Linked DNA regions of Homo sapiens: region 2 is linked to region 1. The links are chromatin loops, found by intact Hi-C in ENCODE. Cell type or tissue: IMR-90. All regions are shown on one strand. Links, peaks and the distances in the headings refer to the core of each region. The heading gives the core; the rest is flanking DNA.

What was found. A loop is a pair of places that touch in the nucleus more often than their neighbours do. Peaks named below come from ENCODE experiments on the same cell type or tissue, not always from the same donor. Only the 100,000 strongest peaks of a DNase experiment are listed, where the experiment ranks them.
Region 2: it touches region 1 in a loop (9-fold over the local background); 1 of 110 quality-filtered maps calls a loop at or near these places.

Annotation. Positions count from the first base shown.
Region 1 is chr20:4,106,446-4,111,820 of GRCh38, reverse strand. No RefSeq gene overlaps it. Among named protein-coding and RNA genes, the nearest start is that of SMOX, 40 kb to the left of the region's middle. RefSeq lists enhancers at 960-1,524, 1,858-2,409, 2,410-2,962. In IMR-90, for the core only: a CTCF peak has its summit at 3,005; a DNase peak (open chromatin) is centred at 3,000.
Region 2 is chr20:4,433,409-4,438,783 of GRCh38, reverse strand. No RefSeq gene overlaps it. Among named protein-coding and RNA genes, the nearest start is that of ADRA1D, 190 kb to the right of the region's middle. In IMR-90, for the core only: no CTCF peak of the experiment used is centred there; a DNase peak (open chromatin) is centred at 3,393; H3K27ac peaks cover 815 bases.

The DNA of each region.
Region 1 (5,375 bases), core at 245-5,244:
GTGCCTCCCCTGAGTAGGGAAGGAGGACAAGCTCCCTAAGGGAAAATCTGCTGCCAGGAAAAGATAGAGGGAAGGTTGACCAGCAGAGCCAGCGGATGTCCCCCTCAGAGAATGCTGCCTACTTGTCGGCTTGCCTGGTTGCCTGGTTATCTAGTTGTTTGGTTGCCTGTCGTCTGGTTATCTGGTTGCCTAGTTGTCTAATTGTATACTTGTCTGGTTACCTAGTTACCTGGTCACCGGGGGCCTGTGTGGGGATGAGCCTCTCTGGCTGACTGTCTTACCTCCATCAAGCCCCGAAGCTGAAGGAGAAAAAGACACAATGTGTAGGCCCCTGGTGCCCAATTCCCTGAGGATGGAGTACCCGGTGGGTGTGTTTGGGGGGCCTGGGGGAGGGTCCCCACTTCTTCTGTGGTGTTCTCCAAGGAGATTGGGAGTGGGCTCTGGCCTGAGTTCCTGGACATCTGGTCCCTGACCTGGCTGTCCCAAGGGATTGAGGGCTACAAAGATAGATCAGGGGTACAACATAGAGCAAAGATCTTTCTACCAGTCAGGGACCCGGAAGGAAATAGTTACAAATTCAAATTCGGATAATTCTGGGAGAGTTTAATAAAGGAACCATTCACAAAGGATGGTCAGGGTATTGGGAGATCTCAAGGGAGGGAACAGTAGTGACAGCTGGAATCTGTGACCACCCAAGGCCTGGCAGTCCAAGGGGAGGGAGCTGCTAGCGGGGAGGGTTAGAACCCAGAGGCAGAAAGGGCTGAGCGGGGAGAGCTGCCTGACAAGCAGCTGGCACCTGGGGCAGGGACACAGCCAGGCTACAGCAGCCCCAGGAGGGAGCTGGCGGGTAAATGCCCACCTCTCTCACTCCTCCCTCTCTTCCATTGGTCATACCCAACCAGAAGCAAAAGCACAGGTAGCCCACAGAGGCAGCCACCCAGCTCAGCCTTGTGGGGCACAGGGCGATGGAGAAGACAGTGGATCTGGAGAGCCTAGAACAGCCCCAAGCACGGGAAGTCTGTCTGGGGGTGCTCCTGGGGCTGCTAGGAGCTAAATCCAAAGATCTGGTGGTTGTTCAGGAAACAGGAAAAGGACCCCTCAGGATCAGGCCCACATGCCAGAGCGAGTCCCTCAGCAGGCAAGGCAAACACTGCAATAGAGTAAGGACAAGCTCAGGGCCAGCCAGGCCATAGGCAGAAAATGCCCCATCAACTGCCAGGACTCCAGGGGCCTGGAGAACCCAGAGGAATTTCAGGAGGCCCTGAAGTTAGGCCAGCTGGACAGAGGGCCCTGAGCTTCACCCATCTCCGAAAACAACAATTGTCCTGAGCTGAGTAAAGAGGCTCGTTTTGTCTTTGTGTCCTTGATCTGGGCAGCTCCAGGGCTCCTCACTGGTGCAAGGAAAGGAGGTGATCCTGTCTCGCTAAGAGCTCAGGCTGCAGGCAGAGCTGGCTTCAAGAGTGCACAGCCTGTGCAGCAGTGCAGGGCCCCGTGCTTAGTTGAATTCTCTTCTGTTGTTGCCTTGAAATTCTTCCTAACTTTTGGACGAGGAGCCCTCCATTTTCATTTTGCACAGGGCTCTTTGCCAGTCCTGACTGCAGCTTGCCACCTATTTCAATACGAGGAAATGGGAGAGGGCAATGCTGAAGCCAGGGGTTTCATGCACAGACAGTATGACAGTCTGGCAGGGAGATATTTAGGCTGGTTGGGCGGGGGGCATTTTTGGAGCCCCTTACATCAAGTCACATAGATAAATGCCTACTGCATCCAAGGGCCAGATTAGCCCCACACAGAACATGAAGATAAAGGGCAGAGAAACCCCCAGGAAGCAACCACAAGAAAGAGTGGGGTCCTGATGACAGTGACTTTGGACAAGGTCTATGCCCCTCACCCACCCACCCAGGAAAGTGCAGGTCCCTCTGGCCCTGCAGGCTGCAGGCTGAGGGGCTGAGTCACCTCCAGGTCCCCAGCTTGAGATGGTCCAGGTTCTCAGAGGCTATGAAGAACTCACTGCCCTGCCAAGGTGCCAGGGTTACTGGCAGCCCCAGGCTCCTGGTGTCCTCTTACATCCTATGACATCAATTCAGGCGTCTCAGGTGCCGGCCTGGGTGGCAGAGCAGAGAGCCACCATGTGAGCCAGGCCCACGTCTTTCATCTACTGCCCAGTATTCCTGATACGGCTACTCCTGTGGGTAGGCGAGTTACAGAGACAGCACCCCAACAGCACCCCAACATCTGAGGCCCCCTTCTACGCAGGGTACTAACAAGGCCTCCCAACAGTGCCATGAGGTAGGCATTATTATCATCCCCAATTTACAGAGATTTATGGCCCTGGTACCACAGTGGATACCAGCAGCCAGAGAAAGCCCCAGGCAAAGACACACAGGTTCTGGCAGATGGAAGCCACGAAGTCAGAGGATTGGTGGGACTCAGACAGCACCTACTACACCCGGCACGGAGATGGGCCTGTGGGCAACTGCCTCTTGCACTTGGCAGTGCAGATGGGGAAGCAGAGTTGCTGCATATCAGGCACCTACTGTTTGCATGATCCTAGGCTAAAATCTCTTTATACATGAGGTCTCCGACTCTCATAACCGCCCCATGAGAAAAGTCTTATTAACTGCTCCCATTTCATAGATGAGGGGCTCAAAATGATGTATCTTGCCCACATCACGCCCAGACGGTAAATGGCAGGGCTGAAATTCGAACCCAGGTGGGTCCGACCCCAGGGAACGTACAGAGACAGAGAGAGAGGAGCCCGTGCAAGATGCACCTGGCAGGAGATACTGCTCAGCAAATGAAGGACCTTTCATGTCCTAGGGAGCTGCTGAAGAATTCTGAACCAGTGACACCATCAGGTATGAGGTTTCCAGAGGTCATGCAGGGTATGTGGGGAGAACTGAAGGGGGCTTACAGCAACACTGGAGGCCGGAAGGGCAGTGAGAGGCTTTTGCAATTTGCGGGTGCTTTTCATCAGCCATGGTTACCTTGTGGTCCTGTGCTGTCCCCAAGCGGTAGTTCGGCAGAATTGATTCCTTCACTGAGGACCTTCTTGTTCAGCCTGGAGCACGCATTAGAATCAGCGGGAGGGTTTATTAACACAGAGGTATGGGGTGGGCCCAAGAATGTGCCTTTCTAACGAGTTTCCAGGTGATGCTGATGGTCTGGAGACCACAGTTTGAAAACCACAGGCTTAATTGCTTTCAAGGGGCCACGCAATCAGGCTGCCTCGTGGGGAGAAGGCGGTTACAGAGGATCCTGGCCTCAGAGCTGTGACCTCAGAAGGGAGGCGCCTGAAGCAAGTAGGGAAGGCTTCTGAGGGCATGGGGTCCGAGAACCATTAGGACTCAAAGGAGCCAAATTTCAGGGGAGGCAGGAGCTTGGGGAAACCTGTAAAGTGGCTGCCCCGCTTTCATACGTCATTTCTGCATCTTAAACAATAGAAAGCAGGCTGGGTGCCAGGCGCAGTAGCTCATGCCTGTAATCCCAGCACTTTGGGAGGCCAAGGCAGTGGATCACTTGAGGTCAGGAGTTCGAGACCAGCCTGGCCAACATGGTGAAACCCCGTTTCTACTAAAAATACAAAATTTAGCTGGGCATGGTGGCACGTGCCTGTCATCCCAGCTACTCAGGAGGCTGAAACAGGAGAATCACTTGAGGGAGGCGGAGGTTGCAGTGAGCTGTGATCACGCCACTGTACTCCAGACTGGGTGACAGAGCAAGACTCTATCAGAAAGAATGAGAGAGAGAGAGAGAGAGAGAGAAAGGAAGAAAACAAACAGGCTGGGTTTGGTGGTGCACGCCTGCAATCTTAGCGACTCAGGAGACCAAGCAGGAGGATCGCTTGAGGACATGAGTTCGAAGCTGCAGTGAGCTATGGTCATGCCACTGCACTCTAGCCTGGGTGACAGAGCAAGATGCTGTCTCTAAATAACAATAATAGTAGTAGTAAAAAGCATTTTCTATTAGTGTTCTAAGCACTTTACGTGTCTTAATTCAATCAACTCTACAAGTTTGCGAAGGAATAAATTCTGATATTATCCTCCAGTTAGGGGCTGATTTATGTCCCCCTCCAAATTCATGTATTGGAGTCCTGACCCCAGTCCCTCAGAATGTGACTGTATTGGAAGATAGGGTCTTTGGAGAGGTAATTAAGATGAGGCTGCTAGGATGGGCCCTAATACAATATGACTGGTGTACTTCTAAGAAGAGGAAATTTGGACACAGACACAGACAGAGGGAAGATCCTGTGAGGACACAGGGAGAAGGTGGCCGCCTATCGGCCAAGGAGAAAGGCCTCCAACAAACCAGCCCTGAGACACCTTGAGCTCAGACTCCCAGCCTCCAGAACTGTGAGTAGATACATTTCTGTTGTTTAAGCAGTCCATTCTGTTGTACTGTGTTCTGGCAGCCCTAGCAAACTGATACACCCTCATGTTACAGGTAAGGAAACTGAGGCACACAGGGGTTAAATAATGGGCCCAGTTGCTTCTTGAACTCAAGTAGTCTGAGTAGTAATTAGTTCCCTCCCTGAGGGCTCTATAGATCTGGGGCCGACGTCTGGTTGAGACCCACACCAAACGCCACACAGTAAGAGTTGCTCCCCCAAGCCTAGCATCAGTCATAGCTTATGCTGCAACAAAGACACACAATTCAGTGGGACATAATTTAGGTCCAAGCCATGTTTTGTTTTGTTTTGTTTTGAGTCGGAGTCTCACTCTGTCGCCCAGGCTGGAGTACGATGGCATGATCTTGGCTCACTGCAACCTCCGCCTCCTGGGTTCAAGCAATTCTCCTGCCTCAGCCTTTCAAGTAGCTGGGATTACAGGCGCCTGCCACCAGGCCCGGCTAATTTTTGTATTTTTAATAGAGACGGGGTTTCACCGTATTGGTCAGGCTGGTCATGAAAACCTGACCTCGTTATCTGCCCACCTCAGCCTCCCAAAGTGCTGGGATTACAAGTGTGAGCCACCATGCCTGGCCCCAAGCCAAGGTTTTTTGTGGGTTTTTTCTTTCTTTTCTTTTTGAGACAGGGTCTCACTCTGTTGCCCAGGCTGGAGTGCAGTGGCATGATCTCAGCTCACTGTAGCCTCGATCTCCTGGGCTCAAGCAATCCTCTCACTTCAGCCTCTAGAGTAGCTGGGACTGCAGGCAAGCCACCATCCCTGGCTAATTTTTACATTTTTTGTGGAGTTGGGGTCTTGCCATCTTGCCCAGGCTGGTCTTGAACTCCTGGGCTCACCCAGCACTGGGAACTCCTGCCTCAGCCTTCCAAAGTGCTGGGATTACAGGTGTGAGCCACCATGGCTGGCCTTTTTTTGAGCCAGTAGGCGCTGTGCTGCTCCCAATCGTGAGTGAGTGAGTCTTGCTCTCAG
Region 2 (5,375 bases), core at 281-5,280, 330 kb before region 1:
CCTTTCCCACCTCCAAATCGCTCCTGATTTTGGATTCTGTCTCTCAACTGGGGGCTTCACCACACACAGCCAACAAATTAGAAACTTGAGGGTCACCCCTGAACCCTTAATCTTCCTTACTCTCTACATCTATTCACTGAATTCAGTCAATCCATTTGACTTCCTCAAAGCCATGGCTGAACAGCAGTATAAAAGCCATTTAAGCATTTATGGGATTTTCCAAAACAATACAATCACCTCCTTAGTAAACTAAATGAGTCCCACACCGCCAGTCAGAAAGAGTGTAAAATAATGTTTTTCAAGATGGAATTACCGGGGTTTCTTTCTAAATACAGAGAAGAGATCAAACCTACAGAAGCAATAGTTAAAGTTGCATTGTTGACACTAAAAGGTCACATGATTGCCAATAAGCTCATAAAAACAGCTGCAAAGATATTCACAGAGATGATACTCAGAAAGGAAGTAGAATGATGTTTTACCAGGTATCACTTTAGGATATCATGTGAAATATGAATTTCTCCTACCTGTGTATGTATTAGCTTACATTTTGTTTTTCTGTTGGGATCTAAGCAACAGTGTACACACAGACCATAAATCTACCGCTTGAAAGCTCCTCGTATTTGTATGAAAGAAGTGGTTTACAGAATGCTTCATTTTCTTTACCCTTGGAAACCCAGGCTACAAGGGAAGAGATTTTTTTATATGAAAAATAATTCTTTTGAAAGCTGTGATGGAGACAAGTATGTGCAAAAAAGGTTGTAGTCACCCCAAGAATGACCTTGACTACTAATTTGCACATGGCTTCACTCAAGAGCAATTGGCCTTGATTAAGCGTGGTAGGCAGTGGTGGGCTCGGGGAGGGTCCAGTTCTCTGTACTTCTATGAGCCCCATGTGGGTCTCTCAACTAGGGTACTGGGACTGCTGATTCAGGGAGAATATTCTTGTTAGATCATTGCCCTCATCACGCTGAACTAAAATATTATGTATCTGCTCCTGTATTAGACAGTGAGTGAGTGGAGGTTAGTTCAATGCCTGGCACACAGTCGGTGCTGGGTAATGATAGCTGAGTGAATCAACAAGGTAGTCAATCAGAAAACGGAATTGAAAGCAAGATGGGGTTTATTTCTTCAGAAATTAAACCTGGGGAGCATTTTTCACACCTCCCTGGATAACATATCTCGTGTCATGCCCTTATTCCCCAAAGAGAATTCAAATCACAAGACCTTGGGAAAAAGCTGACTATCAAAGCGGGTGGACTCTGGTCTGGACACAAATAATTCACAAGAAACAACTCTGGCAGCCAACTACCCTCCTGAATTAGGCAGTGGTGAAAAGGGCAGGCAGATCCCTGGGGAAGTTTCTCTCTCAGCCCCCGAACCTGCTTCCAAGTAGAGTTCTAGATCAAAAGAGGGAGGAATTGAGTTCATGTGCAATGTTAGTGCCAACATTATGCCAAGTGCTGTGAGCTCTACCCATGTCTCAAAGTCCATCTCTTTTGAAAGTGCCCCTATCTCTCCTCTGGCTCTATTCACTCTTCTTTTCTATTAACATTAACATTACTCTGTGCTGGCACCATGACAAGCATTCAATGACAGAGATGGGGTGTAACTGAACCCCAACATTTTTGCCCCCTTGTTGCTGTTTAAGAAATATTTTTCCTGGCCAGGTACAGTGGCTCACACCTGTAATTCCAGCACTTTGGGAGGGCGAGGTGGGTGGATCACTTGAGGCCAGGAGTTCAAGACCAGCTGGCCAACACGACGAAACTCTGTCTCTGCTAAAAATACAAAAATTAGCCAGGCGTGATGGCACGTGCCTGTAATCCCAGCTACTCGGAGGCTGAGGCACAAGAATCGTTTGAACCCAGGAGGTGGAGGTGCAGTGAGCCAAGATTGTGCCACTGCTTGCAGCCTGGGTAACAGAGTGAGACCCTGTCTCAAAAATATATACATTTTTTCTTAACTGCTTTGTTGTGGGACAGTCACATTGAAGGCAAGAGTTTTATTTTTCTCCTCATTGTGCCTATCATGAGGCAGATGTCTTGGGTCAGGTTCTCCAAGATGTTTTTCTGAGGCAACAGTACAAGAGCAAATGATTTCTTAAGGAAGTGCTTCCAGGCGAGACCAGTAAGAGAGTAGGGTAAGCAGAAAAGGGGAGGGGAAGAAGCCAAGCAAGGAGGTGATCTCAGGGGGAGTCCCAGCCTTGGCCTGACCCTGTCTGCAAGTGACCCCTTGAGTCAAAAGGCCTTCAGGCTCCTGCCCCGGCAGTCTGTGGCTACTGGGGGATGTAGACTACCAGGCACTTCAAGGTCTCCAAGCCTGGGCAGAGTAGCTCCAAGGGTTGGTTCAGTTATTTGAAGGAAGTCATAGGTTCGGGCCTCTAGGAGCAAAGCACACATGAGCTAGAGGCAGTGTCCAAGCTGTGAGGAGATTCACTGAGGGGGCTTGATTAGAACAAGGACAGCATCTGTCACTACAGGACACATGACAGATGTGCATTTGCTGCATGTTACATCACTGATTGACTTCTTTTGGAAGTTCCCAGATGATTAATAAGCTCTTAGCTTTTTCTGATGGTTTGGCATTTTGTAGGCACTGTCTGAGTCCTGAGGCAACAGAGCACTGAATATCAGTAAGAGAAAGTCCAAGGCAGGTGGAATCACCTCCTGGTTTATAACAATTCATGGCAAATTCTCTGAGCTCTTCTATCAGTTCACTGTAAGCTCTGATCTATGTCACTGGTAGGTGACATGTGAAGTCACTCAGGCCCTGTCAGCCAGGCTCCTATGCAAGCTGTGGGCATGATTTCAGCCAGCTCAGAGCCAGTTAGAAGGCAACCTGAAATAGGTGGGCAGGAAACGCCAACAGGGATAGGAAGTGAGCACCCATCCGCCCACCCCTCTCCCTAGGGCACTGGGACTGCTGATTCAGTGAGAATATTCTTGTTAGATCGTGAGGAACATGGCATCTGAGGTCTGAAGGCAGAGGTGTCCCTTCAGCTTCTGTGCAAGGCTGTTCTCTGCATGAGAGATGGCCTGGACCCCACAAATAAAACCCACACCCTCCTTACCATCCCTGCGGGGCCAACATCACAACACACACCCGGATGATTTGTGAGGCCTCCCTCAGGTGAGACAATGATTGTGCATTCATTTCCTTTTCGTTTCCAAAATGGCAGATGTTATTTTCTCAGAAGCTGCATCACTTCCCATAATCAAAAGCAGGAGTTAGAGAGAAGAGGTGATTATAAGAACACAGAATTCACTGAACTCAAAAGCATGTCAAACTCTTCCAACTGCAAATACTTTTTTTTTTTTTTTTTTGTCAAATGATGAGATTGGAAAAACATTGCTTGCATTTTGCCTCCAACCCCTAGCCTGTTTCTTTTAGAAACCCATGTGGCTTTGAAGGGAAATATAATCCACATGTTTGAATTCCTATTAATTTAACTCATCCTCATCTTGTTTATGGGAGAGACTTATTGTCTATGAAAGTTTTATGGTGTCTTAGGTGAAACTCCCTCCTTCTTTCCCCCTTTCTCTTTCTTCCTCTCACCTCTCCTTTCTTTCTTATTTGTCTCTCTTTTTTATCATCACCTTCTCTTCTCTTCACAATTTTTCTCTCTCTTTCTCGTTATATTTTTTTCTGGGATTTTCCTTCTTCCCACTCCATTTTCTTCTCTTTGTCCCTTCTTTAGCTCCTAGAGATATTTATCACTTTTTATTTTCCTATTCATCTTCCCTCCCCTTGTTGTCTTTGCCCATTCCTTCGCTTTGTATTCAGGACATAAAGTGTGTATCCCCAGGCTCATTGTGATTATAGCTGAGAGAATGATGTTCCCATCCTGTCTGTGAGCCAAATTTTATTATTACAACAGCCAGGGCTTCAGAGAAAAGCGGGTGAGCTCTGTGTCTGCCGCAGATTAACCAGTGCCTGGGCCAGCTGGGCCAACTGCAAGAACACACTCAGATCCTTTTGCTGCAAGGAGACACCGTTGGTCCCCCAGGACTTTCCTTTCCTGGGGCATTCACTCCTAAGGAGTGGGAGTTGCAAGACTGAGACAGGCTTGGGATGTGGGAAAGAAAGAAGTTGGGCTAGGTATCTTCATAGTTAGACCAACCTCATGGGGCTAAAGGCTAGAATATGTAGGACCAGAATTTACCGTACTTGAAAAGCAAAACTCTTTTTACATAGTTTATATTCTCTATAACTATTTCTTATCATTTGCCCTTATTGTTTTCTTTAGTATTTCTTAGTAGACAGAAATACAAAGAAGAAAATAAAAGTTGACCTCTACTGTCTCTATTCAGGTAACTCCTGATATGTAAAAATAATAAATAAAATAATTGTGTGTAAATTAAGAAATCTCAAGACATATATGAAGTTTCTAAATGAAAGGTGAAAGTTTTCCACTCCATATTCCCTTTCCTATTGGTAATTAATCAACATTAGCAATTTCTTATTGTTCCCTTCAGGGAAAAGATATGCATACCCAACAAAATGTGTGTCTATTCACTTATCTTTTCTTCTTATTTTTAACACAAAAGAGATTATACCATATACACTGTTCTGTGCCTTGCATATTTTATTATATATAAATCTGTTTTTTTAAAAAAATCTGCCTAATATACATTATATAGATGCCCTCTCAGTAAACTCTTAGCAGGAAGTTTGTCGGGTCAAATAATTTGAATTTTGACATATATTATCCAATGTCCTCCAAAAAAGGATGCAATGGTTTATGTTTCCACAAAAAGAGTAGGGAAACAATGTCTGTTTCTTATTCCCTCATTGACGCTAGGTATTATCAATGTTAATTTTACCCCTGGTCTGATATATGAAAAACAGTATTTCATTTTTAAATTTGGATTTCTTTAATCATGAGAGAGATTGAAGTCAGAAAGCAATGTCCACTCTTACAAAGAGTTTGCCGTGAAGGACGGGGAGAGAGAACGCATAGCAGGACTTAGGAACGACGAAGACTCATGGCTGAGGATGAAAAAAGGAGATGGGGGTACTGACTAATGGGAAGTGGGCAGTACAGATCTAGGAGGGGAGGGATCTTGAGCATGGATGAAAGAGTTTGCCTTGGGCAGGAGGAGGCCAGCACTGCTTAGAGTTAGGCTGTAAGGAGCAGAGCGGACATGGATGCGTGTGCACCGGTCATGATTCAGGGCAGGAGGCACAGACCAGTAGGCTCCCACCACTTGGCCACTCTGTCTTTGTGTGACTTGGCCCAAGTTGCAGAGCTATTTAGTGGTAGAAATGGGGTGATACTCAGAATTGTGGAGTTTAAGTCATGTGATGTCAACAACAATCTTGTTTTCTTTGTAAAAATTTAACTGTAACTTTTCTTTCTTTCTTTCCTTTTTTTT